Regions from separate parts of the Homo sapiens genome. Here region 2 is linked to region 1. Evidence: chromatin contacts called from ENCODE Hi-C or POLR2A ChIA-PET data. All regions are on one chromosome and are shown on one strand. The core of a region is the stretch at or near the end of the contact, and the rest is flanking DNA. Distances in the headings are between cores, read along the strand shown. Region 1 overlaps MYO18A (myosin XVIIIA). Region 2 has its middle 6.1 kb from the start of CRYBA1.

Region 1 (3,922 bases), core at 897-3,396:
CCAGGTTTTGCCGCCAAAATAGTTAAGAAAAATATTTTGTTTGGGGGGGCTTTTGGGATTTTGGAATTGCAAATAAGGGTTAATAAGGGTTTTAAGTAACCAGAAGATTAGAAATGATACAGATAATGCTCCAAGCCGGTCCCTGGCATGGTGGGTGCTCCATAAATGGTAGCGTTGATAGTGGTGCTAATAACAGTTGTTATTGATGCCCTCACTGCCATCACTGCCTTCTTTAGGCCTGGCCAGCATGACCATCTGGCAGCAGGACTCTTGAGGAGCCCTGTGCTTGGATGGCAGATGGGTACAGTGGGCCCCTTGGGATATAGGGGCAACCCTATCTTCCCAGAAAGTGTTCTCTGGGTGGGGCAGGAGGCTGAGAAGCAGGAGGGAGGGTCAGTCCAGCCTCTTTCCCTTGGAAAGTGTTGCCTTCTTGGCTGGCCTCTGAGTTGGGGACAGTTCTCTTCAAGCTTCCCTTTTTTGGACCCTGCTGAGGCCTCCCAGGGTGTGGGAGAGGAGCATCAAGTTTTGCCACTACTTCCCTGTGCTCATGCAGGCTCCTTCTGGCTGGAAGGAGAGGGGTCTGGAGGGTATGGGGGAATAGCCTGAGAGGCCTTGAGGCCCTCCCTGACTGTTACCTCCTGGGACCTGGGGAGCCTTGTTGCTCCCCATTCTTCCTGGGCATTGCAGCACTTAGAGAAAAGCCAGCCGCCGCTTCCCCCACCCACCTGGCCCACTCTGTGAATCAGGGAAGTGCCTGTTCCTGCTCACAGGGAGGAGCTGGCATGGGCATTTTGGGCAGGGTATGGGCAGAACTGTTGGTCGCTCTGGAGAACCCATAAGCAGGTGGGGAGTGTCGTGGTCCTGTTCCCGGGCGGCTGCCCTCCCCTCCCTCCTCCCCGTCCCTCCTCCCCGTCCCTCCTCCTCTCACAAGGGAGGAGATGGGAGCTGAGACATGCCCTGACCTGGAGTTTAGCCACCTGTCACCTGGGCCTGGGGAAGGGTCCAGAGGGCAAGTGGGATAATAGGGCCATTTGGTGCTCAAGATAGGCAGGTGGGAAGAAATAACCCCAGAACTCCCAGGCACTTGTTCTTTTTTTTCTAATCTGATGGTTTAAAAACTCAGATTGCCGCGCGGCTTGCTCCCTGGCGCTGCTCCCCTTCCCTAGTGGGTCCCAGTGGCTTCCTGGGCTGGGAGCTCCGCATGCTGTGGCCTCTCCATTTCTGGGCTGGGACTAATAGTGGTTTAACCTTTAGGCAGGAGCTGCCAAGGTCCAGCTGACCCCCGTGGAAGAGGCCCACCAGCGGCTGGAGAGGATCTTCACAGCTTCTGTAATGCCACTCTTGTGTGTGGGTCCCAGTCCCTGGCCGCCCTCTTCCTGAGGCTGGCGGCAGGACCCTGTGTGTGTCTGTAGGCGCGCTGACCATGAAGATGGCTCCATGGCGGCCTGTGGGCCCTCATGTTGGGCTCTCTCTTAAAGAAATGAGAGAAGTGCTCTGGGGAGAGTGGTTCCTCCAGAGAGCCCAAAGTCCTGTGCATGTGGGAGGGCACCCCTCCTCGCTCAGGGCCCAGTCCCTTTCTCTGGCCACATTGTCCTGCCTCGAGGACATGTGTTGGTGTCAGGGCCTGGCGGGTGGTAAGGAAGGTTGCTGTCGCTATTTTTGGTGACCTGGCTCTCTAGACCCAGGTGGGGCCTGATAACTCCTTGCCGATTTCTAACAGGTAACATCCAAGTCCTGGTTGACTTGCCTTCCTCCCCAGAAAGGCTTTTCAGGGCTTTAAGTAACCAGAGAGGTCACGGCTGGCCACAGGGTTTGCCCACAGTGCCTTTGCTCTTGGGCAGCTGTCAAGTGGTCCCCAGGTTGGATCTAGATGGGGTCGGTGTGCCTGGCTGGCAGAGGTGGGAGTGCTATAGGGTACGTCGGGGTTGAGGAAGAGATTCTAGACTGCAAGCTGCTGGGAGCTGTGTTCTATGAGAGGTGCAGGGCGACAGCTCTGAACACAGCCCTTGGCCTAGGGAGTGGCACCCTTGGGCTGTGTTAGAAGGCAAGGAACAGCTCTGTGCTGGTGGCCACAGGGGAGCTAGGCTGAGAAATGCTCTGGAGATAAGGCAAGAGGCTGGCAGGGGGCCCAGGCCTTGGGTGTGGTGAGGTGGCCTGACCTGGTAGACACACAGAAGAGGGAGCCTGATTCAGAATAGACCGGATGGCCAGCCCAGGAGAGACTGCGGCCAGAGGCAGAGTGGCAGACTCCTGCCCGGGCCACCGGGAATGACTTAGAGGAGCATCTCCTCTGAGAGGCCTGATGGTCACTAGTGTCTCTTCACCTTCCTGGCCTCTCCTTGACTGGGTGCAGTTCACCTGCTCAGGCCAGGTCCCAGGTCCTGGCACCAAGCTCCCCCACCTTCACCCCGAGCCTTGGACAACTAGAGAGTGCCGGCCCACTTGACTCAGGAGCACTTGCTGAAGGGGGCGTGCCAGTGGTCTGCTTATCTTCACCCTTCTTCTCTCTCTCTCCTTTGCTTGCTGTCGGTAGCTGGACTCTGAGGCCGCCTCTCATGCCCACAGCCAGGTAGGGTGCTCTCCCCCCACTCAGGAGCCCTCCGCTCCCTCCAGTGACCACCTAGCCCCACTGGCCTGCACCTGGGCTGGCGTCTGTGCTCGGGCCTCCTGCTGGAGTGTAAGGCCTCTTTCCCCTCCAGGCTCCCACCCTGTGTCTGGGAGGACCCCAGCGGGAGGTAGTGCCGGGAGCTTGAGATGGTGCAGCTCTGTGTCAGGCCCCTGGGGAGCATCTAGACCGAGTGTCGCCCTTCAAGTTGGGCCCATGTGGCATGTGGTTCTCAGCCACTGGAGCCCAAGGGGGGCCTGGTTGAGTTCTAGGTGTTTCAACTCTGCTCACTCTGGAGAGAGAAAGCTGGAAAGGCAGAATCTCTGCCCTCTTCCCAGCCCATGCCTGAACGTGAGACATTCTCTGTCTCCACCTCCTGGCCAATGTGAGAAACCCATTTTCAGATGAGCTTTAAGGGAGTTAGTTACAGGCTATGATGTCACCTTATTCATCAGTCCCCAAATACCTGGCCCATAGAAGGTGTCTATTCAACATAAAGGTCTCCCCTGTCTTATGTGATTTGAGAAAAAATATATATATACAACATTGTAATGATTTTTTTTTTTTTTGAGATGGAGTCTCGCTCTGTCGCCCAGGCTGAACTGCAGTGGCGCAATCTCGGCTCACTGCAAGCTCCACCTCCTGGGTTCACGCCATTCTCCTGCCTCAGCCTCCCAAGTAGCTGGGACTACAGGTGCCCGCCACCATGCCCAGCTAATTTTTTGTATTTTTAGTGGAGACAGGGTTTCACTGTGTTAGCCAGGATGGTCTCGATCTCCTGACCTCGTGATCCACCCACCTCAGCCTCCCAAAGTGCTGTGATTACAGGTGTGAGCCACTGCACCTGGCCATGATTTTTATAGTTATAGTTCTTCAAATATAAAGAACTAGCCTTTTTAATGTCCTCACTTAACACACCAAAATGTGGCCAGCCACGTGGTGATCCTCCTATTCAGAGTTATTTCATGGGTCCATGAAACCCGGAGATCTGGGAGCCACTGGTGCAGCCCAGCCCTCCTACTCCAATCTGGGGAAGGGCCGTCCAGCACTGGAGGGATCTGTCTAAAGCCAGAAGCCAACCTGAGAGGAGAGCCCACGTCTCCTTTACTTTCAACTCCAAGAAATGTGACAAAGAACATACTTCTTATGTTTTCTTATCTTTTCCTGATTTCTCACCCAGGGGGTCAGGACCCAGCCAGTGTCCATGCCTGGGCCTCAGGTTTCAGGCTGACTGTGCCTCACAGCTGGGGCCCTCCGAGAGTGTAGGGGCTCGGGCTAACCTGAGGGTGGGTCCATGCCACTGGGGTGCCCATCCCC
Region 2 (3,572 bases), core at 187-2,686, 120 kb before region 1:
GCCCCCAGCCCCATCTCATTCCAGGAAAGTTAAAGCAGAGCCACTCAAGGAGTGGTAATGAAGGGAGCAACCAGCTTGGAATCCCTTCTCCCAGGCTGAGTATGGGTCTCTCCTGTTCATCCTTATTAATAATAACTACAGCTTACTGAGCATTGACTGCAAAACCAGACAGTGTCTTTGTAATCCTTACCACAATGCCGTGAAGTAGATAATAATACCCATTTTACAGATGAGCTAACTGAGGTTCTGAGAGGCCAGGGAAGTTCTGGGCCAGGGAACCTAGCAGGGACTTCAGTATATGTCTATCTGACTGCAAAGCCCATCTTCTTTCTTCCTGGCACAAAATAGGGTGATAATATCTACCTTAACCACTGCTATCAGATGAAGGGAAATAAAGGGATTTAGAGCAATGCTAGGTACTCAGAACTCATCACCACATGGTAATTGCATTACTGACTGTGCCAAGTCAGATACCATCTTTTGCTAAATTCTCATAGAGACAAGTGGGAGCAAGTAGCACAGATTTTAGAAAAAAAATTCAGATAAAAAATGTTTCCTTTGAATTTGGAAAATTCACTCCATTTTTCTTGTTTTCCGATATTTTTCTTTATTAAATTTTAGCAGCGTATTCTGTCAGTCTAGTTTTCTAGAGGGCATGGATCTTTTGGGGACACAGGTTGCAAACTGTGTTCTCAGCCTGCACACCCATTGCACAACTGAATGAGACAACTGGCTGTCCAGCGGGGTGCACTGTTAGATTTAGAGGTGATATCTGACATTAAGAGGACCATGACAGCTCCCCATATGTAACCAGGGCATTTCGAACCTTGGGCTTCTGGACACCAGGGCTACACGCCAAGCAGCATAGATGCTCAGTGGAATTTTGTGGATGGCTTTGACTCCCTGGCCTTGCCTCTAGGCCGGGGGAGAGGGAGTGAGGTCATGGGGCCAGGGAAGCCCTTGGACTCAGCACTTTGTGGTAAGTGCACAATGGAGCTGGCCAGGCGGCTGAGCAGCGCTTTTGTTGTGTGGGAATAAGCAGGATGGGTACAAAGCAAAGGGCCCAGTCAGCGTTCAGCCTGCACCCACCTCCCCCATGAGGGGCTGCTGCTGCAGGATCTTGTTTTTTTGCCCTGTGCCTTTCTACCTCTTCAAACAGGCAGGGGAGCCAGGGCCTGGCTGGGCCTGAAAAGGCAGCAGGGCAGGCACTGGGGGAGAACTTGCCTCCATTTCTTTCTGAACCCTTTCTGAGGTCATCCATTCCTCTGCTTCCAGGCATAAAAGGATGCCAACCTGCTGGGAGAGCTGTTGTCCTAAGGGCCCAGCCTCCACAGCCTGCTTGCTCTGTGTGTAAATGACTCAGAGCATCTCAATTCAACTCAGTCTAAGTGAATTTCTCAATACTGCAGATTTAGTCACTTCCTCTCAACTAGAACCCCTATGAAACAGCTAGAAAAGTAGGTACAAGGATGGGACTTGTCCTATTGTGTGACACTCAGCCCACTCTCTCCACTGTAGCCAAGCAGTCCAACTCTGTATCATTCAGGGTTGCTAGACTGAGCAAGTAAAAATATAGGACACTAAATTAAATGTGAATATCAGGTAAATAATGGCTTTTTTTTTCAGTATCAGTAGATCTCAAACATTTTTTTCTACTCAAAAAATATTTGTTGTTTATCTGAAACTCAGCTTTAATTGGGTATGTATCCTGCGTTTTATCTGCCAACCCTAGTCTCCTCTTGCTTTTGTCTGGAGCATCCCATGATCCGCCTCTGCCAATCTGCTTCTCTTTTGTCCTTTGGAGAAGACAGTGTAAAGAGTCACCACCTGCAGGAAATCTTCCCTGGCTTACCCAGGCTGACCAGCCAACCACAGCATCCTATAACAAAGAGGAGAAAGGAAGAAAACCAATATGTTTTTAAGTCTTTTTCCAAATGTTATCTAGTTTAGTGCTCCCAAATAACCCTGGGAGATATGCCTAACTAGCTCCATTTTCTAATGCAGAAAACACTCAGAGAACTTATGTTATCAACCTGAGGCCACATAAGCTAGGAAGTGGCAGAGCCACATTACAAACTCAATTCTCTTTGTTTCAAAAGTCTGTATTTTTTATCATGTTGCTTATAGGCATCCCTCTTCCTCTTGACTCGTGTGAACAACAGAGTAGCTAGGAAAGCAACTTTATTCTCATCTCCTCGGCCCCTTTATTTATTTCTTTTTCTGGTGGGGCTAGTTTCTCTTCTTTGCCTTAGATGTAAATTTGAATGGTCTCATGGCTTTTCTTGACACTTGTTGGTAATAAAAAGTTAGATGGTTACTTTTATTTTATTTTTATTTTTTTATTATTATTATTTGAGACGGTCTTGCTCTGTCACCCAGGCTGGAGCACAATGGCGTGATCTCAGCTCACTGCAACCTCTGCCTCCTGGGTTCAAGCGATTCTCCTGCCTCAGCCTCCCAAGTAGCTGGGACTACAGGTGTCCGCCACTACGCCTGGCTAATTTTTGTATTTTTAGTAGAGATGGGGTTTCACCATGTTGGCCAGGCTGGTTTCAAACTCCTGACCTCAGGTGATCCGCCCACCTCAGCCTCCCAAAGTGCTGGGATTACAGGTGTGAGCCACCACACCCGGCCTATTTTATTTTATTTTTTTGAGACCGAGCCTCATTCTATCACCCAGGCTGGAGTGCAGTGGTGTGATCTTGGCTCACTGCAACCTCCACCTCCCGGATTTGAGTGATTCTTGTGCCTCAGCCCCCCAGTTAGCTGGGATTACAGGCACCCACCACCACGCCTGGCTAATTTTTGTATTTTTTGGTAGAGATGGGGTTTCGCCATGTTGGCCAGGTTGGTCTCAAATTCCTGGCCTCAGGTGATCTGCCTGCCTTGGCCTCCCAGAGTGCTGGGATTATAGGCCTGAGTCACCTCAACTGGGCCTAGATAGTTACTTTAAATCACAAAAAAGACAATCTCAATTTTAAATGCGTATGTTCAGTGTATGGTGGTAGCAACCAAAACTTCAATCCCCATTCAAAAGTAAGTCATCTATTTGTAATCCCAGACAGGACATGCTTTAGGCAGAAATCCTGGACCCAGGGACCCAGGGAAAGTGAACCCTTTTTTCTTTCTTTCTTTCTTTTTTTTTTTTTTTTTTTTTTTTTGAGACAGAGTCTCGCTCTGTCGCCCAGGCTGGAGTGCAGTGGTGCTAATTTCGGCTCACTGCATCTCCGTCTTCCGGGTTCACGCCATTCTCCTGCCTCAGCCTCCCGAGTAGCTGGGACTACAGGCGCCTGCCACCACGCCTGGCTAATTTTTTGTATTTTTAGTAGAGACGGGGTTTCACCGTGGTCTCAATCTCCTGACTTCGTGATCCATCTGCCTCGGCCTCCCAAAGTGCTGGGATTACAGGCGTGAGCCACCATGCCCAGCATGAACCTTTTTTCTTTCTCCCACTATTTCACTGGTTTCTGACCCTTCCAGGAGTGGAAGGAACAAGAGAGGAAGAGGGCAGAAAATTTCTTACTTGACTGGTCCTGTGGTTAGATGGCTTCACACTACTCTGTATCTGGCAA

Evidence for each region. A loop is a pair of places that touch in the nucleus more often than their neighbours do. ChIA-PET counts read pairs that join two places held with the same protein, here RNA polymerase II (POLR2A). Pooled maps may share reads with other maps.
Region 2: a loop to region 1 is called in a pooled map, with 4 times the contacts of the local background. The contact joins two enhancer-like sites. A Hi-C loop is called at or near these places in 5 of 50 pooled maps. POLR2A ChIA-PET finds 5 or more read pairs at or near these places in 4 of 52 experiments (GM10248, MCF 10A, PC-9 and 1 more).

Annotation. Positions count from the first base shown.
Region 1 is chr17:29,123,300-29,127,221 of GRCh38, reverse strand. All of the region lies in intron 2 of MYO18A (myosin XVIIIA), which reads left to right. Among named protein-coding and RNA genes, the nearest start is that of MYO18A, 55 kb to the left of the region's middle. Within about 2 kb of position 2,146, at least 14 of the 41 ENCODE cell types and tissues checked have a DNase peak (open chromatin) inside an H3K27ac peak, as active enhancers do; they include PC-9, where a contact is called at or near this core.
Region 2 is chr17:29,238,940-29,242,511 of GRCh38, reverse strand. No RefSeq gene overlaps it. Among named protein-coding and RNA genes, the nearest start is that of CRYBA1, 6.1 kb to the left of the region's middle. Within about 2 kb of position 1,436, at least 11 of the 41 ENCODE cell types and tissues checked have a DNase peak (open chromatin) inside an H3K27ac peak, as active enhancers do; they include PC-9, where a contact is called at or near this core.